2 separate regions of the Homo sapiens genome follow, and region 2 is linked to region 1. A link is an interaction called in ENCODE POLR2A ChIA-PET data of the cell type or tissue named here. Cell type or tissue: MCF 10A. All regions are shown on one strand. Each heading gives the region's core, and the rest is flanking DNA. Links, peaks and the distances in the headings are about the cores only. Region 1 overlaps CMBL (carboxymethylenebutenolidase homolog). Region 2 overlaps MARCHF6 (membrane associated ring-CH-type finger 6).

Region 1 (10,958 bases), core at 1,837-9,836:
TGTGCCTTATGGAGAAAATGCGAGTATTGGAGAAGCTTTGTTCAGGCACGAGTTACAGTCCTGTTGGCCATGAGCTTCCTGTTAATGAGTCAACAATATATATTAGAATGGTATCTTCCACAAAAACACACATAAAACCAGGGTTATGTATGGGTCAACTGAGGAAACCGCTGTGACCAGGCCACAGGTTTACAGGAAGCTAACCTTGTATTTTCCCCAGGAGGAATGGTTTAGGATTTGCTAACTCAGTGTTTGTAGGGACTTTACTACTACAAATACCAAGAATGACTGTATGTGGGTTTGGTTTGTTTGTTTGAGACACAGTCTCACTCTGTCCCCTAGGCTGGAGTGCAGTGGCACAATCTCGGCTCACTACAACCTCCACCTACCAGTTTCAAGCAATTCTCCTGCCTCAGCCTCCCAAGTAGCTGGTACTACAGGCGAGCACCACCATACCTGGCTAATTTTTGTATTTTTGGTAGAGATGGGTTTTCACCATGTTGGCCAGGCTGGTCTCAAACTCCTGACCTCAGGTGATCCACTGTGCCGGGCCTGTAGGTGATATTTAAACTTTAAGAATGAATGACATCCTTCAGGGAATAATGGTGGATGAAGAAAAGAGAAATCTAGAAGACTGAGCCCTGGGGTCCTTCAACACTAACACTTCAGGGAGATGGGAAGGAATCAGCGAGTGAGGAATGAGCCTGAGAAGGAACAGCCAGTGACGGGGGAGGAAGACCCCAAGTGTGGTGTCCTGGACCCAAGTGAAGAATGGGTGTTGAGGGGAGAACAATGAATGCTGAGTGTTGCCCTCCGCGTTTGGCAAAGTGAAGGTCATTGGTGACCTCCACAAGGACAGGCTTGGACGAGGGCATGGGTGACAGCATAATCATAGTGGGCTTAAAAGAAACTGAGAGGAGACTGGGCGCGGTGGCTCACGCCTGTAATCCCAGCACTTTAAGAGGCCAAAGTGGGTGGGTTGCTTGAGGCCTGGAGTTCAAAACCAGCCTGGCCAACATGGTAAAAACCCGTCTCTACTAAAAATACAAAAATTAGCCAGGCGTGGTGGCACATGCCTATAATCCCAGCTACTTGGGACGCTGAGGCAGGAGAACTGCTTGAACCTGGGAAGCGGAGGTTGCAGTGAACCGAGATCACGCCATTGCACTGCAGCCTAGGCAATAGAGTGAGACTCCATCTCAAAAAAAAAAAAGAGAGAGAGAGAGAGAATGAGAGAGGAGAGAACTAAAGAGAGTGAACACAGAAAACTCTTAGAAGACTTTTGACAGAAAAAGGAGCAAAGAGGCCGGGCGTGGTGGCTCACACCTGTAATCCCAGCACTTTGGGAGACGGAGGCAGGTGGATCACTTGAGGTCAGGAGTTCGACACCAGCCTGACCAACATGGGGAAACCCCGTCTCTACTAAAAATACAAAAATTAGCCAGGCAGGGTGGTGGATGCCTATTATCCCAGATACTTGGGAGGCTGAGGCAGGAGAATCGCTTGAACCGGGAAGCAGAGGTTAGAGTGAGCTGAGATCGCACCATTTCACTCCAGCCCGGACAAGAAGATCGAAACTCTATCTCAAAAAAAAAAAAAAAAAAGAGCAAAGAGACTGTGCAAAAGATGGAGGGAAGACACAGGGATGAGCCTTTTTTTTTTAAAGTGGAAGAAATCTCAGCCTATTTGTACGTGGATGAGAATGATACCATAGAAAGGAAAACAAACAAAACACAATCAATGACCCCGGGAGAGAGGGAACTGGAGAGTGTGACAGGAGGGTCTGGCGCATAGCAGAGGAGCTGCCTTCTTTGGCAGCGTGGACAGTCCTCACGCACCCAAGGGAGGCTGAGGACGTGGACACAGACACAGGTGGTGGTGGGTGTGGGGCGGGAGAGTGTGGATGCTCCCTGTTGGCATCTGTTTGCTCACAGAACTGAGAAGCAGAGTCAGCAGCTCAGGGTGAGAGGCGGGACGAGGGCTGGGGAGAGGATAAGCAGGAAAACAGGGGACCAGCGAGAAGTACGTATGGCTGTTTCCTCCAGCCAGGTCCAGCAGTGGGAACAGGCGAAGAGCAGGCGCAGAGCAGGCAGAGAGAGGGGGTCAGATACAATGGGCTCTGTAGTCATGAGAGGGGGCAGGAGGGACCTGTGGGGGGAGGAGGGACTGGCCATCAATGGGGCACGGCTGCAGCACTGAGCTACCCAGGTAAGAAAACAAATCACCATGGATCCCCACATACCCCAGTGCGTGGCTAGAAATCTAAGTAGGAAAGGCGAAATTTCAACAATCAGAAGGAAATACTGAATACTTTTTTCTTGTACTTTGGAATAAGGCAGAATTTCTTAAATTTGACCCAAAAAACATAAACCATAAAGAAAAGGATTATAAATCCCATTTCATGGTAACCAATTTAAAAAAAAAGGAAAGACAACTGCAGAAAACTGAATACTAAGTGGATATTTGATGAAATTGCAAATTATTGTGAATTTTGGCAGGGGAAGATGATGGCATTGCAGCCATGTGTTTTTGAGTCCTTGTCTTTCATAGATGCATCATGATATCATGATGTACCCACAGATGACATGACCAGAGGTCTGGGATTTACTTCAGAATAGCCCCATTTGGGCTGAGTGCGGTGGCTCACACCTGTAATCCCAGCACTCTGGGAGGCCAAGGCTGGTGGATCACCTGAGGTCAGGAGTTCGAGAGCAGCCTGGCCAACATGGCAAAACCCCGTTTCTACTAAAAATACAAAAATTAGCCAGGCATGGTGGTGAGCGCCTGTAATCCCAGCTACTCCGGAGGCTGAGGCATGAGAATCACTGGAATCCAGGAGGCAAAGGCTGCAGTCAGACGAGATCGCGCCACTGCACTCCAGCCTGGGCGACAGAGCAAGACTCCATCTCAAAAAACAAACAAACAAAAACCCAAAATAGCTCCATGTGGGGTAGGGTGGACAAGGTGTCCACGTGCTGATGGTGGTGCAGCTGGAGTGTCCTGTGTACTAATCTCTCTACTTTTATATATGCTTGAGATTTTCCATGACAAAAAGCTCTTAAAATTGCATTAATAAGATAGTAACTAAGATGAAAGATTAATAAGATAATGATTAACATTAATATCAAGATAAAAGTCTCCATAAACAAAGTGAGAAAACAAGATAGACTAGGAGAAGGTATTATTTTAGGAACAGAGGACTTAGTGTCTAGATAAAATATATAAAGAATTCTTATAAGTCACCAAGAAAAAGACAACCCAATAGAAAAATTCATATGAATGGGCAATTTACAAAAAAGTACACCTGAATGGCCCATAAACATATGAACAGATATTCAACCTCACTGTTCTTAAGGAAACTATAATAAAAACAAGAATGAAATACTATTTTCCATCTTGCAGATTGGCAAAAGTCTGTTAACACAGAGATGATGGTACACTTGTAGGGAAATGGGAGGGCATGTGAAATGATACAAACCCTGGAAGGAGTCTAGCAAAGTTAAAGAAGCAGATGCCCCGCACCCTAGATATCCCACCACTAGATGTTTCCCTAGAGAAATTCATGTCACATGTGGTGGGACATGGTGGCTCATGCCTGTAATCCCAGCACTTTGGGAGGCCAAGGCCGGGGGGATCATTTGAGCCCAGGAGTTCGAGACCATCCTGGGCAACATGGTAAAACCCCATCTCTCCAAAAAAAAAAAAAAGCAGAAAAATTAGCCAGGCATGGTGGTGTGTGCACCTGTGGTCCCAGCTACTCAGGAGGCTGAGGTGGAAGGATTGCTTGAGCCCAGGAGGTCAAGACTGCACCACTGCACTCCAGGCTTGGTGTTAAGAGTGAGACCCTATCTAAAAAAAAGAGAGAGAGAGAGAGAAATTTGCACATGCCCACACAGGCACATGCAGTGATTATGGAAAAATGTTCTTGGCACCACTAATATGATGACAACACCTGGAACCAATCTAATTGACCATCAACAGGAGAATGAATAAACTGTAATTTATTGATTGATGTAGGTTGAATTGTATTCCCCCAAAATACATGTTTAAGTCCTATCCCCCACTCCCCGTGCATGTGACCTTAACTAGACACAGGGTCCTTGCAGATGTCCTGTAGTTAAGATGAGGTCATACTGGAGTACAGTAGACCATAAATCCAATGACTGGTGTCCTTCTAAGGAGGGGAAAACGTGGACAAAGACACAACAGACGCACAGAAGAGAAGGCCGTGTGAAGATGGAGGTGGAGATGGGAAGGATGCACCTGCAAGCCAAGGATTGCTGGCCCCCCACCAGACGCTGGAATAGGCAAGGAAGGGCTCTCCTTTACAGGTTTCAGAAAGAGCAGAGCCCTGCTGACACTTTCAATTTGGACTCCTGGCCTCCAGAACTATGAGGCACTGTGTTGCTTTAAGTCACCCAGTATCTGGTAATGTTATGGCAGCCCTAGAAAACAAATACATTCATAAAAAGAATATTACACAACAGTTCGATGAACAGGCTGCACCTGTAATTTATCAATATAATAAATCTCCAGACCCGCATGGTGGCTCAGGCCTGTAATCCCAGCACTTTGAGAGGTCGAGGCATGGTCATAGCTTGAGGCCAGGAGTATGAGACCAGCATGAGCAACATAGGGAGACCCCGTCTCTACAAAAAAATTTTTTTAATTAGCCGGGCATGGTGGCATGCACCTGTAGTCCCAGCTACTCAGAAGACTGAAAGGAGGATCACTTGAACCCAAGAATTCAAGGCTGCAGTAAGCTATGATCATGCCACTACACTCCAGTCTGGGCAACAAAGAGAGACATTTTTATTTTTATTTTTATTTATTTATTTTTTATATATTTATTTATATATATTTATATTTTTTATATATTTATTTTTATTTAAAAATAGAAATACAAAACTTGAAAAATCTCAAAGACATAATGCTATGTAAAAAGACATAGCATTTTGATTCTAAATAACAACCAAAAAACATACATTTTGATGCTAAATAAATAACAACCAAAAATATACATTTTATTCATAAATATACTGTAGGAAAAGTATCACGCATGAGAATGAATTATCACCATTAGGACAATTGGTTACCGGGAAGAGAGGGGAGAAAAAATGGAGATCGTGGGCTTTATTATGTTTTATTTCCCTAAAAAGTTTTGATTTGAAGTATATAGGGCAAAAGGGTATTATCTTTCAAATATGGGTGATGTGAAAGGGTGGCTGTTATATAATTCCCTTCACATTACTGAATATTCTTAGTGTTTCATAATTAGAAATAAAGTAATTAGATTTTGAGAAGAAAGAAATTAATAACTAGTTATCCAATCAAGGACAACTGGACTGTAGTTTTCTTGGTTTGGTTTTCATAAGCTACATTATAGAACTATAATTAGTAAGACTCAATAATTCAACATTGTCATTTGACACCATTTCAGAAAAACTCTCAAGCCATGTTTCCCTCTGCTCTCACAATACAGCGATCATCAACACCATGACCAAAGGTAAGGGGTGGGGGCGCGTGGGGCAGTGAGGGCTCAGTTCCAAGACTGCCCCACCCCTCAGACACAAGCAGCAAGTTCAGGCCTGTAGAGCTTTCTTTTTTTCTTTTTCTTTTCGGGTTTTTTTTTTTTTGGAGACGGAGTCTCGCTCTCTCACCCAGGCTGGATTGCAGTGCACGATCTCCGCTCACTGCAAACTCCGCCTCCCAGGTTCAAGCGATTCTCCTGCCTCAGCCTCCCAAGTAGCTGGGACTACAGGTGCCCGCCACTATGCCCGGCTAATTTTTATATTTTTAGTAGAGACGGGGTTTCACCATGTTCGCCAGGCTGGTCTGGGCTGACTTCTTATCTGGGCTGACTTCTTATCTGGGCTGTTTGTTGGCTATGAGGACCTAGGGATCACAGAAAATCCTGGCCATTCCAGGAAGCCTCTAATCTGAATGTTTTTACTTTATTTTCAGTTGACATCCATTTTGCAAAAGGAATGCTTACAGCCAGGCGAGCAGCCCTCTAGGCTGATCCTGCAAGGTTATTCTCCTACAGGAGACGCCCGTGTGTGTCGAAGGCTGGACTCCTGCCCAGACCCTCCACGTGGGCACAGCAGCCAGGCCACGCCTTGTGCCAGGGGCCAAGTCCACAATGGGCAGGGCGAACAGTTTCTACCCTGGCAAGTCTCAGGGAACATACCCTTGACTCTCAACTAACTGTACTATATTTTCTGTATATACCTTTCAGGATTTTAGCTTCCTCCTGCAAATGCACTGTAAACCAAAAATAAAATTCCAAGCATCCCAACTAACTGAATGGACCTCTCCTCTTGGCCAAGGCGATTCCAAAGAAACCTGTAAAACTAATTCAGGCCATGACAGGAAGGAGGGGCTAGGCTCAGTGGCTCATGCCTATAATTCAGCACATTGGAAGGCCAAGGCTGGTGGATCACTTGAGGCAAGGATCCAAGACCAGCCTGGCCAACATGGCAAAACCTTGTCTCTACTAAAAAAAAAAAAAAAAAATTAGCCAGGCATGGTGGTGCATACCTGTAATCCCAGCTACTTGGGCGGCTGAGGCAGGAGAATCGCTTGAACCCAGGAGGTTGCAGCGAGACTCTGTCTCAAAAAAAAAAAAAAGACAGGAAGGAGGAGTCCAACATACCTCATTATTCCCTCCTCCATTGAAGTTCAGGCACAAATGACCAGCATTAACATTCAAACAGAGGTCTCAAGACTGACGAAACAGACTTTTTGTAGAAATAAGGTATGAAATTCCAACCTGACTCAAATACAGCATCCAAGGATATAGACAGCAGGCCCTGAAACAAATCAAGTATTTTACCCCAAAATATTTTTGACATATTTTGAAAGGGCCCTGCAAAGCTATCTCTTGTAGGGGAAACTTACATTCTGTAGAGAATCCCCTTCCCTTTCCAGGTCTCTTTCTGATCCTGAAAAGATTACCTGAGAGTCTGGCAGCTTTTAAAGGTCTGAACAGAAAACATTTGCTATCTATTGCCTCTAAGGGTAGCCATCTATGAGACTTCACCTACATAATAAGAACTTTGGTCTCCCAAACCTCTTATCTTAACCCAGACCCTCCTTTCTATTGATTCCAGGTCTTTCATTATTAATTTAACTCTTTCAACCAAGCACCAATCAGAAAACCTTTGAATCCCCCTGTGACCTGTAAGCTACCACCCTGACCCTGCCATCCCCGATCTTTGAGTTGTCCCACCTTTCCAGACTGAACCAATGTATACCTCACATGTATTGATCGAGTTCCTATGTCTCCCTAAATGTATAAAACCAAGCTGTAACTCAGCCACCTTGGGCACATGTTCTCAGGCCCTCTGGGGGCTGTGTCATGGGTCATGGTCCTCACATTTGGCTCAGAATAAACCTCTTCAAACATTTTACAGAGTTTGACTTCCTTCTGTCAACAACACATGTATTTATTAAAAGATAATTTTCAGAAAGAAGTAAAACCATCACTCTTCAACAGATATAAAAACAAACAACATTGAGGATTGTACTCTACTTGAACGACAGGAAAAAACTAACAGATGTTCTAACAGGCTTGAAGGAAAATCAAAAGAGCACAAATGCAGCACTGGAAAGTGTAAACTAAAAACTCTAAGCCCCCAACCAACTGACTGGATCATCTCTTCACCAAGGAGACCCCAGAATAACCTTAAAAACTGAGTTATTGGCCATACAACTCAGTTATATAGTTATGGGTTGGGGGATCACACACCTCTCATTATCCGCTCCTGACTCACTAATCACCATGAGGCTTTCTTTTCTAAAGGCTAAACAGAAACTAGCCTCTTCAAACAACCCCACACTGATATCACCCAGCCGCATGACACTGCCCTCCTTTTTGCCTGATAACAAAACACCAACCATGACATGGTTCTGGCCTGTCTACAGAGGGTGCACAGTAAGGATTTTTGTGTCCTCTGCTTCAGCTTTTAACAACAGAGGGCCAAAAATACCACCCTTGGATCATGCTAACGCAGTCATTTTTTGAACATGGCTCCCATGAAGAGGCAAAAAGCTCAATTGCCCACGTACACGGTTCTCCTTCAAAAATATTCATGGCTGAGAACAGTGGCTCATGCCTATACTCCCAACACTTTGGGAGGCCAAGACAGGAGGATCACTTGAGTCCAGGAGTTCAAGACCTGCCTGGGCAACACAGGGAGACCCCATCTCTACAAAAAAAAAAAAAATTAGAAAATTAGCCAGGCTTGGTGGCACACACCTGTGGTCCCAGCCTTTTAGGAGGCTGAGCTAGGAGGAGCACTTGGGCCCAGGAGGTCAAGACTGCAGTGAGCCAATGATCATGCCACTGCACTCCAGCCTGGGGGAGTGAATGAAACCCTGTCTCAAAAGTATTAGCTAATCCATTATTTTAAAAATTCATAACCCCTCCTATAGCTTATTGAATCTGTGTGTTTGGCCACACTGTTCAGCACAGATCCCTGTACTATTCTTCCCACACTGGAAGGGTCTGTTTCCAGCTTCTGGCCAGAGACTACACTTCCCAGCCTGTCAGAATGGCCGCTTTGCGGGCTGCAACACTTTATGAGAAATAAAGCTCTCTTTTTCCAAATTTATGAAACTCATCATTCTTTAGTTGACAAAAGAAATGTTGAGATGAATTGCAAATGAAGACAAAATATCTTTTTGGCCAAACGCAGTGGCTCACACCTGTAATCCCAGCACTTTGGGAAGCTGAGGCAAGAGGATTGCTTGAGGCTGGGAGTTAGAGACCAGCCTAGACAACATGTTTTTTTTTTAACTTTTTTCCACAGGAGGGGAAAGAGTCCATTAATTCTGCATGGAAACGGGATAGAATTTACAGATCTATCAGATCTGCCACTTACTCCTAAAAATGGCTCAAGTACAATGAATGGAGCTGGAATCAGACAGCCCACAGGGCGTGCTATAGACATGGGTACTTTTCCACTGAGGCACTTTTTACAAATGATGAGGTCCTTTATTGTGAGTAAGAAGGTTTCCTTTTCCTCCTGTGCTGGGGCAGGACTGTGTGTCTGAGATGCATGACAGAGTCCTCGTTACACATGCTGTCAATAAAGGCTTTTCTGTATCATGGCAGATGTGTTTGGGGCCACCTTCTGGTCATCCCCAGGTCAGTTCTGTGGTCTCCACTGGTGACGTCTCTGGAAATCAGGACGCTTTTCCTAGCTCTGTGGAGTGCCCTGCAGGACACCCTGGTGGCCATGTTCGTCGGCAATGCCCACACTGGCCACCACCAGCACAAATGCATGATTCCCCATAGACATTGCTGCAAGGTGCTGCATATGTGTGAATGACTTCTATGTGATGGTATGCACAGGAGAGGAGCATATGGAATTGGAATTTGCAGATCAAATACTCAACAGTGATCCCCATGGGTTTTGATGTGTAATTTTCCAGAGAGATTTGCTTGTGTGAGGCAGAGCTGGAGGGGCCACAGGAGTCACTCTGTAGGGGTGAAGGAGCCTCACTCTGCCTAACACAAGCATGTCCCTCTGGAAAATTACACATCAAAACCCATGGGGATCACTGTTGAGTGTTTTTTGTTTTTTGTTTTTTGTTTTTTTTGAGACGGAGTCTCACTCTGTTGCCCAGGCTGGAGTGCAATGGTGCAATCTCCGCTCACTGCAACCTCTGCCCCACTGGTTCAAACGATATTCCTGCCACAGCCTCCTGAGTAGCTGGGATTATAGGCACATGCCACCACGCCTGGCTAATTTTTGTATTTTAGTAGAGACTGGGTTTCACCATGTTGGCCAGGCTGGTCTCAAACTCCTGACTTCAGGATACATCCACCTCGGCCTCCCAAAGTGCTAGGATTACAGGCATGAGCCACTGTGCCCAATCTTACAGTTGAGTGTTTGATCTGCAAATTCCAAGGGTATGCTCCTCTCCTGCGTGTACCTTCACAAGGCACTCCTTTACTCCGTATACATTTGCACTTCTTGACTTCTTTTTTGAACCAGTTACAACATCTGCCTATTTCTCTCTTTAATGAATAAAATAAAATATTTATCACTTTTATATCTGTATAAAAGTCACGATTTCACCTTTGGCTGAAAATTATCTTTTAACAATGTAATCAAACATTCCCTTTCTAACACTGGCAGTCAGACAGGTAAGAGAGGTGATAAAGTATGGTGAGGGTGTGGTTTTCCTGATTTCACGCCCTAAGGATTCAAATAACTCACAAGTCAGACTTCCAGGCACAACGCAGTTCTCCAACAGAAATAGAGAAAACAGATTTTGACAAGCAAAAGGGACTGGTGCAGTTGGGATTATAACAAGCAGGGAAGTCTAGGAATACATCTCCAGCCTCCTGGGAGAGCCTGAGCCCGGAGGGGGCAGAGAGGAGGAGGAGGGAGGTCTGGGGGAAGAGAGGTCTGCAAAGTAGGGGAAGGGAAGGCCAGGAGGGAGGGAGGCGCAGCGGGGAGGAGAGGAGAGAAGGGAGGAATACATTTCTGGAAGCTTTAGAAATTTAGAAATAGAAACCACGTGGAAGTGCATCCAGGGCTCAGGGTTACAGAGGACCCCAAGACAACACAGGAAAGTGGGGTCTAATGGGAAAGGCAGGAGGTTTCTCCTTTACTGCTTAAACATTGTAGGAACTTGCATGGCAAGTGATTTTCAATCTTGCAGCAGGGAAGGCAGGGCCAGTACTTATCCTTAGATGATTCTACAAACATCAAACTTCTCCAAATATTTATTTTTCAGCAGCCATGCTTGTATTTTCCAAGTGTCTATGGTCGAGATAGCATGAATTAGGAAGCTACCTGGATGAGCCCACAATGGCCCTCTTAGACATGCCAACGACGCCCCTGCAGAATCTGCTTTTTCTCTGGCTGTTCCTAGGCCTGGATAGGGTTCCCAGGCCTGGACAGGATTCCCCGGATACCGGCGAGGCTCATTACTAACCACTT
Region 2 (10,958 bases), core at 165-8,164, 58 kb after region 1:
TCCCTTTCATTATGCCACAGTGTGTTTATTATATACACTGAGTGTAGCTAATCGCCACTGGAGACGCCTTTGGAAAAAATAGTAAAGCGAAACTGCTGAAGGTTGCGAACTATTTCTTTTTGACAGGTGGTCCTTGCGTGTAAATTTCCATCTACATAGGTTTCACATCCTTTTAGATTCAGGTTTTAATGAGTAAATCTAGTAAGGCATGTATTTATCACAGGATAGGTACGGACGTATTACATTCAATTCTCATTCTTTTGGCCTGGGCATTGCTACTTGCATACTTTTATGGTGTGACAGTAATCTGTGGTAATTCAGGAATTGCGCTCGAAGCACGTATGGAATCATGAAATATTTTCACTGTACTTCTAGTGCTTAAATATATTTTTTCTCTTGTAAAATTATAATCAGGATAAGGTATACATAACATTTATTTATTGAACACTGTTGCCTGTTAAAATAACATGTGCTGAAGACTCAACGTGTAGTATGTGCTTTACTAAACACTTTATATACATTTCATTTAATTCTCTCACATCGTTAGGTAGTCGGCATTTTCATTTTACAGATGAGGAAACTGATGGTTAGTATGATTAAGTAACTTGTCCAGGATAATACAGGTAGTAAATGGCAGAGGCAAGATTCAGACTCATGTCTGTCAGAGTCGCACTTAAATTAGATTATTTATTTATGAGTGTATACTACAAGTCCAATGTTGAAATTTATTTTTGTCACTCCCTCTATAGGATGAATCATTTATATAATTTGGTGGAAACTTTATTTTGCTTTATTTTGTTTTATGAAATTATTAGTCATGAAATGCAAGTGAATTTTAGTGCCGTATTCTCATGCCTGCTTTTGCAAAATTCCAGTTTGGAAGTCTTCTGACATTTTTACAATTAAATTTAAGTTGAAATAACACTTAAAGGAAAAGGGAGGGTTATAGAGGATTAAAAATGATATAGCAAAGATGCCAAAAAACTAATAAAAAATGTTCTATTTGTGAAATCAGTTATTATAGGTTATTTCTTTAAAAAATGCGACTTAGGTTTTTTAAATCTGCTTAGAAATTTTTTGGTAGGAGATATTCAAAGTATGGCCAAACATAAAACTAAATTAAAAAAAAATCAGTATCACCTACTTTTGAAAACACTTATACTGTTGTGGTTCTGTTTTTTATTTATTTTATTTTATTTTATTTTATTTTATTTTATTTTATTTTATTTTATTTTATTTTATTTTATTTTCCGAGATGGAGTCTTGCCCTGTTGCCCAGGCTGAAGTGCAGTGGCATGATCTCTGCTCACTGCAACCTCCACCTCCCAGGTTCAAGCGATTCTCCTGTCTCAGCCTCCTGAGTAGCTGGGATTACAGGAGCGCGCCACCTCCCTCTGCTAATTTTTGTGTTTTTAGTAGAGATGGGGTTTCGCCATGTTGGCCAGACTGGTCTCAAACTCCTGACCTCAGGTGATCTGTCCGCCTCAACCTCCCAAAATGCTGGGATTACGAGCGTGAGCTACCGTTCCTGGCCGGTTCTCTGTCCTTTAAAAATATATTTTAATATTCTGAGCAAAGAGATTAAGAATGTTACAAACACATCAACCGTGCGTATAGTAAGTCTTCCCTTCCTTTTAAAAATAGCACATTGCTTGCCTCTGATGGTACCATATATGATAGTCTGATGCTCAGAATGTTATGCATTTGTAGTAATACTTAGTTCCGACATGGCTGTTTCATACTAATTGTTTGCTAGATTTTAAAGATCTCTAAAGTTTCTTCAGTATTAAATTAATTTTTGTAAAATCAACAGGTTTATAATCCATTCTCATAATACAGGGATGGATAAATCATTCTTACTGTGTATATGTTATTTGTATGAGTGCAGATGTGTTATGTCAACTGCTATCCATCCTGACATTTTTAAACTTCAGAGCTATAGGAGACCTTAGACATTTGCCCTCCTCATTTTATGGGTTAGGAGTCCGATCCTGTAATGCACTGAGATTTCTCAGTTTCAGAGAAAAGTCTATCCTTTGGTCAAGGATATACTTTTTTTTTTTTTTTTTTAAAGGAAAAGCAGTACAATATTGGAATAGATGTTGCAAGTGTTGATGTGCAGTTCTCAAAGATAATATTAAACATTTTGTCATAGAATGCCCACATTTCGGCTCAGTGATATAAAGCTGAGGTTTTTTTTTTTTTCTTTTCCATTTTGCTAAATTACTGCTTGTATTAGCACAACATAATACAAAGTCTTAGTAATTTTATTACAGAATACCAAAGCAGCTGTTCTTTATGCTTTACGGAACATATTCATTCGAAAAGTGTGAAGCTAAAGAGTATTATGGTTGATCATGTTCTATATCACTATGGCAAAAATTTGAGGTAACTTAAATTTGGAAGAAATGAGTTAAAAGGATAGAAAGTTGTCAGAATCAGACAGCTAGTTCCTCTCTTTCTAGACCCACACAGTCTTCTTTGTTTCCAGAGATGTCTGCTGCATGTTTCTTACCACGCATTACCTTTCACTGTTTTGGCATGCTTGTGACCAAGTGTACATGCATTTATTCGTTAAATGTTTACTGAGGACCTGTTATGAGCCAGGCACTATTCTATGCATTTGGGCTAGGCAAGGAACAATATAGAGAAAATCCTTTCTTTCATAGAGCTTACATTATAGTTATTAGCTTAAGACAAAATAAACATGTAAATTATATGGCATAACTAGAAGGTTATAAACGCTGTGGAGAACAGTGAATTGGGAGGGAATAAGAAGTGCCAGGATATGAGGGCATGGGTTGCTTTTTTTTTTTTTTTTTTTGAGACGGAGTCTTGCTCTGTCACCCAGGCTGGAGTGCAGTGGCGCGATCTTGGCTCACTAGGGGTCGCAGTTTTAAATATAGCAGTAAAGGAAGGCCTCACTGAGAAGGAGCAAAGGAGAAGGAGTTAGCCATGCAGATACTCTGGGCAGAGCATTCCAGGCAGAGGGAACATAGCCTATGTGAAGTGTCTAAGATGGGAGCATGCCTAGAGTGTTCAATAAATCACCAGGAGAGCAGTGTAGCTGTAACGGAGTAAAAGAGTTGGAGAAGAGTAAGTATAATATGAGGTCAGAAAGATATGGAGCCAATGGGGAGAGAGCATGTAGGACTTCATTGACTTTTATAGTGAGATAGGGAGCTATGGGAGGGTTTTGAGCTGACGTGAGACATAAATTGTCTTGATATGCAGCCAGCTTTCTGTATTTGTGGGTTTCGCATCTGTGGATTCATCCAATGTCAGATGGAAAATACTTGGAAAAAAATAGATGATTACCTCTGTACTGAACATGTACAGCCTTTTTTTCTTGTCATTATTCCTCAAACAATACAGTATGATGACTACATAACATTTATGTTATAATTATTCTAAGTAATCTAGAGATAATTTAAAGTACAGTTGACTCTTGAACAACATGGGTTTTTGAACTACATGGGTCCACTTACACATGGATTTTTTTCTTCAATAAATATATTGAAAAAAATTTTGGAGATTTGCAGCAATTTGAAAAAACTTGCAGATGAACTGTGTAGTCTAGAAATAGTGAGAAAGTTAAAAAGTTATGTCATTAATGCATAAAATATATGTAGATACTAGTCTTTTACTCACTATCATAAAATATATACAAATCTGTCATGAAATGTTAAAATTTATCAAAACTTACACACACAAACATGTAATGGAGACTGTACATGGCACCATTCACAGTTGAGAGATGTAAAGAAACTTAAAGATACAGTATTAAATCATAACTGCATGAAATTAACCGTAGTGCATACTGTGCTACTGTAATAATTTTGTGGCCACCTTCCGTTGCTGTTGTTGTGAGCTCAAGTGTTGCTGTTGTTGGAGCTCATCTCTCCAGTAAATTGTATATGGTAAAAAGTATCTCTCTGGATTCTCTTGTATTTTTCATTGCATTTAGTGCAGTACCCTAAACTTTGAATAACATGATGGGATCCATATGAGGTGCCACTAAGTGATGCTGGAAGTGCTCCAGGAAGCTGAAAAAAGGCATGACATTATGAAGAAAAAGTCGAATTGCTTCATATGTGCCATAGATTGAGGTTTGTAGCTGTGGTTGCTGGCCATTTCAGAATGATTTATCTTGTAAACAGACAGGTATCAATAAATATGGTACAGTGCTGTAAATGTAATTTCCTTCTGATTTTCTTAATTTTTTTCTCTAGCTTTATTGTAAAAATAAAGTATATAATATAGAATACAGTATATAATATTACAATACATATTGTAAGAATGCAGCATATAATACAGTACGCAATACATATAATACAGTTTATGCATTCATGGCATAATTTTATTTTTTTTGCTCCTTCTAAGCTACACAGTTCATCTTTTTTTAAATTGTTGTGAATTTCCAAAAAATTCTCCAATATATTTATTGAAGAAAGAAATCCGCGTATAAGTGGACCCATGTAGTTCAAACTGTGATGTTCACAGATCTGTACTTTAAATAATCTCCTGAGTACTCATAATACCTAGTATAATGTAATACAAAGGCTGGGTGCGGTGGCTCACGCCTGTAATCCCAGCACTTTCGGAGGCGGTGGCAGGCAGATCACCTGAGGTCAGGAGTTCGAGACCAGCCTGGACAACATGGCGAAACCCTGTCTCTACTAAAAATAGAAAAAATTAGCTGGATGTGGTGGCGGGTGCCTGTAATCCCAGCTCCTTGGGAGGCTGAGACAGGAGAATGGCGTGAACGTGGGAGGCGGAGCTTGCAGTCAGCCGAGATCGCGCCACTGCACTCCAGCCTGGGCAACAGAGCAAGACTCCGTCTCAAAAAAAAAGTAGTACAATATGTGTATTAATCTACTGTTTATGTTGTATTATGTTATGGGAAGGCTTCTGGTCACCAGTAGGCTGTTAGTAGTTTTCCATTAGTAGTTTTTCGGGAGTCAAAAGTTGTATGTGTGTGTGTTTTTTTTTTTTTTTTTTTTTTGAGACAGAGTTTTGCTCTTTTTGCCCAGGCTAGAGTACAGTGGCACCATCTCAGCTCATTGCAACCTCCGCCTCCCAGGTTCAAGCGATTCTCCTGCCTCAGCCTCCCGAGTAGCTGGGATTACAGGCATGCACCACCATGCCTGGCTAATTTTGTATTTTTCGTAGAGATGGGGTTTCATCATATTGGCTTGAACTCCTGACCTCAGGTGATCCATCTGCCTCAGCCTCCCAAAGTGCTGGGATTATAGGCGTGAGCCACCGCGCCCGGCTGTATGTGGATTTTTGATTGTGCAGGAGGTCGGTGCCCCTAACTCTTGTTCAGGGGACTCCTGTATATGGAAGGATGTGCATAGGTTACTTGGAAATACTATGCTGTTTTACATAAGGGACTTGAGCATCTGTGGATTTTGGCACCTGTGGACTTCCTGAAACCAATCCCCCAGGGTTACTGAGTCTATCTCTTTCCTGGTTAAGACAAGTTTTTGTTTGTCTTAAATTCAAATTTCTGGAAGCTACAATCTCACTGGCTCATCTTGGGTCAGTTGCTTATCCTTTTGATCCAGGTAGCTGGGTGGTGGTGGGAAAGGTAATGGAAGAATAAGAATCATGACTGGCTGTGTCCATTCTTGAGCTGGTAAGACAGTGCAAAAGAGATCTGCTATATTGCTCAATTAGAATACTTTTTAGACTGAAGCCCTGTGAGTGATTATTGCTGGGCTATCCTCTTCCAGATGCCTACTTCCCATTTCTTCCAGGCCAGGCTTACTTTAGTGGGTTTTACTTCTGTCCTGTAAGACTATGAAGATCACTTATTTTTAGTATAATACAGTTAGAACAGAAAGAGTTCTTGAAAAGTGAATAGGAAGTAAGAACCCCCCAAGGGAAAACTTAATAATTCAGACTATATTTTAGAATGCTGTTGCAGTAGGCTAGATGAGATATAGGAGTTACATTAAGGTAGAGGGAATGGAAAGAATGGAAAAGAAGAAATAGACCAAGGTAGAATTAATAGAACATAGTAATTGAAGAGGTAATATAAGGAGGAGGAGTTAAAAATGATTGATTTTTATATTATTTCAAATGGGAATGGAAAGAGATAAGTAGTTCAGTTTTAGATATTGTTTTAGTTTGCAGGGGCTGCTGTAACAAAGTACTACAGATTGGGTGCTTAAGAGAAATTTGTTTTCTCAACTCTGGAGGCTAGAAGTTTGAGATGAAGGTGTTGGTAGGCCTGGTTTCTTCTGAGGTCTCTCTCCTTGGCTTGTAGATGATTGTCTTCTGTGTCTTCATGTAGTCTTCTCTCTGTATGTCTTCATGTAGTTGTCCCTCTATGTCCTAATCTCTTCTTTTTTTAAAGACGCTAGTCATATTGGATTAGGGCCTACTCTAAGGACCTCATTTTAACTTAATTACCTCTTTAAAGATCCTGTCTCCAAATATAGTTACATTGTGTATACATGCAGGTTAGGGCTTCAACACGTGAATTACGGGGGGAGGGGCAGTGCAATTCAGCCCATGATAGACATGAATTCTTGAAGGCTTGGAAGACTGAAGCATTCCCTGTACACTTATTTTTTATAACTTAACTTCATTATAATATCTTTTTTTTTTTGAGACGGAGTTTAGCTCTTGTTGCCTAGGCTGCAGTGCAATGGCGCGATCTCGGCTCATGGCAACCTCCGCCTCCTGGATTCAAGGGATTCTCCTGCCTCAGCCTCCCGAGTAGCTGGGATTACAGGCATGCACCACCACACCTGGCTAATTTTGTATTTTTAGTAGAGATGGGGTTTCTCCATGTTGGTCAGGCTGGTCTTGAACTCCTGACCTCAGGTGATCCGCCCACCTCGGCCTCCCAAAGTGCTGGGATTACAGGTGTGAGCCACTGTGCCTGGCTGTAATACACTTTTTACTTTCCTGTCTCTCTCCTTCCCTTCTGTCACCTCTTAATGTATTCTGTAAAGATGGAATCAGGTTAATAAAGTATAATTTACACACAAATTTACCCTGTTTAGGGTGCAGTTCTGTTATAACACTTTTGAAATAGAATATTGGAGATTCCATGTCTTTTTTGATTACTTCCCCATTTACCAAATATTGGGTACATGTCTACTACGTATCTAGGACCTGTGCAACAATGTTTTCTGCATGTTTCATTTCTTCATTCCAAGTCCTTGAAAAGTGCCAAGAGGCATTTCTATTGAATGGAACAGTTTGAAGAGCATTGATGTAGCTAGAGTAGTGGTTTTCAAAGCTTTGTCCCAAGACCCCTTTACATTCTTAAAATTGAGGACCCAAAGGACTTTTGTTTATGTGGGTTTTATATGTAAAGATAGATATTTACCATATTAGAAATGAAGAATGAATACAAATTATTTAGAATATTTAAAAGTAACAATAAACTCAATATATGTTAATAAAAATAACGTTATCTGGATTATTATAAGACAATTGGATTCTCATCTCTCCCTTTGCAGTCACTTTGTTAAGTGTTTTGGTTAGTGTATATAAAAACTCGGCATCACACAGATTTATAGCTTGAAAAGGGATGAATATTTTCAGATGTTTGTATGTTCTTTGATACTATGTCAAAACTTGACAAGTGGTAGTTTCTTAACGTATCTGAAAACATGGCAGTCACCTTAAAAAATTAAATTAACTGTTAAATTAAAATCCATTTGTCTGGTAGTGTAGGATAGAGTCCAGAAATAGATCCACACATACATGGACAGTTGATTTTTGGACAGAAGTGCAAAAGCAATTGCATAAAATATAAAGGATATCGTTTTTCAACAAATGGCACTGGAATAGTTGAATAGCTGTAGGAAAAAAAAAAGAACTTTGAGCTATAGCTTGTACCATATACCAAAATTAACTCAAAGGGCTGTTAGACCTCAATGAAAAACCTAAAACTATGAAACTTCTAGGGGAAAATATAGGAGAAATTCTTCGGAATCTTGGGTTAGACCAAGATCTCTTAGGTATGACTCCAAAAGCATGATCCATAAAAGAAGTGGATAAATCAGATGGCATCAAAATTCAGAATTTCTTTCAAAATTAGAAAGACACTTAACAGAATGAAGACAGGATACAGAAGATGTATCTTATAAGGGGCTTGGAGTATATAAAAAATTCTCAGAACTCAGTAATAAGAAAACAATAACTCAGTTTTTAAAATGGTCCAAAGATTTGTATAGACACTTCACTAAAAAATACATGTACATGGCTATTAAGCATATGCAAATATGCTAAGCATCATTAGTCAAAACCATAATGAGACACCACTTCACACCTGCTAGGATGGCTATAATCAGAAAGAACAGGTAAGTGTTGGTGAGCATTGTAGAAAAATTGGAACCTTCATTTGTTACGCTAGGAATGTAAGATAGTGTGACTGATTTTGGTAATTCCTCAAAAAGATAAGCTGAGTAACCATATGACCCAGAAATTTCATATACCCAAGAGAATTCAAAAAATATATTCACACAAAAACCTGTATATGAGTTAGCAGTATTATTTATAATAGCCAAATAGAAACAACCCAGTGTCCATCAACTGATGAGTAGATAAATGTGATCTATTTGTAAAATAGAATATTACCCAGCAGTTCAAAGGAATTAAGTACTGATGCATGGTACAACTTGGATAAATCTCATAAACATTAGGATAAGTGAAATAAGCCAGTCACAAAAGAACATATTTTCTATGATCCTATTTGTGTGAAATGTCCAGAATAGGCAAATCTATATATAGAGAAATTAGTGGTTGTCTGGAACTGGGGAGAGCAGATGGAGTAGGAAGTATCCACTAATAGTTACAGGGTTTCCTTTTGGGATGATGATAATGTTCTAAAAGATTATGGTGATGGTTGCGTAACTGTAAATATACTTAAAACAATTGAAGTCTTTAAATTGGTGAACTTTATGACATATATCTGAATAAAATTGTTAATTAAAACTACTGTGAGATATCATTACATACCTATTAGTGTGGCTAAAATGGTAATAGAATGACTGACCGTACCAAGTGTTTGTAAGGAGGTAGAGCAGTTGGAATTTTCATATACTGCTGGTGGGAGTGTAAAGTGGTACACCACTTCTTCTGGGGAGCAGAAAGCAACCTTCCGGGTACAGGTGAGCCAAGGTTGATGGGCAGTTATGCAGAGGGAGTTGGGATATCACTGTGTGTACCTGTGCAAGTCCTGGAGTGTGTTGGGTCCTCATCAGCAGGGCTGTATGAAGGTGTTCATTAAAACAAAACTACTGATAGTGTGGCAGGAGCTAGAAAACACCCCTTTCTTCTTAGATATCCCTCCAGCACCCTCTACTGGCAAAGTTTAACTGCCCCTAGCCAAAAGAAAAGAAAAGAAAAGCTTAGCATCCCTATCACTGAACAGGGACTGAAAGGGAGAATTTGGAGTTGAGAAGGGGATACATGGATAACTAGCTCATTACTGCTGAAATTGTTGGAATCATTCATTGCCTGTGCTGCTGAAGCTTGATGTTGCCCACAGCTGTTGGGCAGAATCTCCACCATGACTTGCGTATCTGTTAGCAGGAGTCTGCAGTACCTGCCATTAGCTGCAACTGCTGGTTTTTAGAAACAAGTAGAAAATGGTTTCGCTGTTTCTCTGCTTCTTCTTTATTTTTATTTTTGAGATGGAGTTTCGCTCTTGTCGCCCAGGCTGGAGTGCAATGGTGCGATCTTGGCTGACTGCAACCTCTGCCACCCAGGTTCAAGCGATTCTCCTGCCTCAGCCTCCTGAGTAGCTGGGATTACAAGCACATGCCACCACGCCCGGCTAATTTTGTATTTTTAGTAGAGACGGGGTTTCACCATGTTGGCCAAGCTGGTCTTGAACTCCTGACCTCAGTTGATCTACCCACCTCAGCCTCCCAAAGTGCTGAGATTACAGGTGTGAGCCACTGCACCCAGCCTCCCTGCTTCTTCTGATCTCACAGAAGTGCTTCTCATTGACAGACTCTAACTTAAGCCTAGTTGGCAAGGAGGCCAGAAAGTGCAGTTTTCAGGCTTCCAGGAGCAACAGTACAGGTGAATTTTTAATTTAGTAACGATAGTAATCTGGTGAGCTAAAATAAGTAAACTTTGGGGTACATAGAGAATTGGAATTATTATTATTATTATTATTTTTGAGACAGAGTTTCGCTCTTGTTGCCCAGGCTGGAGTACAATGGCACGATCTTGGCTCACCGCAACCTCCGCCTCCCGGGTTCAAGCGATTCTCCTGCCTCAGCCTCCCGAGTAGCTGGGATTACAGGCATATGCCACCACACCTGGCTAATTTTGTATTTTTAGTAGAGGTGGGGTTTCTCCATGTTGGTCAGGTTGGTCATGAACTGCCGACCTCAGGTGATCCGCCCACCTCAGCCTCCTGGGATTACAGGCGTGAGCCACTGCACCTGGCCGAGAATTGGAATTTTTAAACTGTGTTTGCAAGGCCTAATTCCCAAACCCACATAGTTTGTGTATGGGTATACGCTCACCCTCAAAAAGGAAATATTTTTTGTAAAATTTGAGCAGTTAAACATTTTTTTCTGCCTGTAATTGTAAAAGTAGCAATTAAACACTATCTACTTGGGGACGAGAAAGGAAGAAAAATTACCCATGTTCTCGTCTGACCAATTACAGTGGCTGTCTTTTTTTTGCATTTTCTTCTTTAGGCTATGGTGTTTTTACCTAGTTGGAAGTAAGGGAGTGTGGTCATTTAAAAATGTTATATCTCTTTCCATATTAGCAAATAGTTATATATACATATATATACTTTTTTTTTGTTTTTTGGTCTGTTGCCCAGGCTGGAATGCAGTCACGCAATTTCGGTTCACTGCAACCTCCGCCTCCTGGGTTGAAATGATTCTTGTACCTCAGCCTCCTGAGTAGCTGGGATTATAGGCGTGTGCTGCCATACCTGGCTAGTTTTTGTATTTTTAGTAGAG

Evidence for each region. ChIA-PET counts read pairs that join two places held together with the same protein. Peaks named below come from ENCODE experiments on the same cell type or tissue, not always from the same donor. Only the 100,000 strongest peaks of a DNase experiment are listed, where the experiment ranks them.
Region 2: POLR2A ChIA-PET joins it to region 1 with 16 read pairs; 14 of 35 experiments call an interaction of 5 or more read pairs at or near these places.

Annotation. Positions count from the first base shown.
Region 1 is chr5:10,295,984-10,306,941 of GRCh38, forward strand. The region is part of intron 1 of CMBL (carboxymethylenebutenolidase homolog); the gene reads right to left. Among named protein-coding and RNA genes, the nearest start is that of CMBL, 6.4 kb to the right of the region's middle. RefSeq lists a silencer at 4,173-4,349. In MCF 10A, for the core only: no CTCF peak of the experiment used is centred there; DNase peaks (open chromatin) are centred at 5,528 and 6,088.
Region 2 is chr5:10,355,162-10,366,119 of GRCh38, forward strand. All of the region lies in intron 1 of MARCHF6 (membrane associated ring-CH-type finger 6), which reads left to right. Among named protein-coding and RNA genes, the nearest start is that of MARCHF6-DT, 6.6 kb to the left of the region's middle. In MCF 10A, for the core only: no CTCF peak of the experiment used is centred there; no DNase peak of the experiment used is centred there.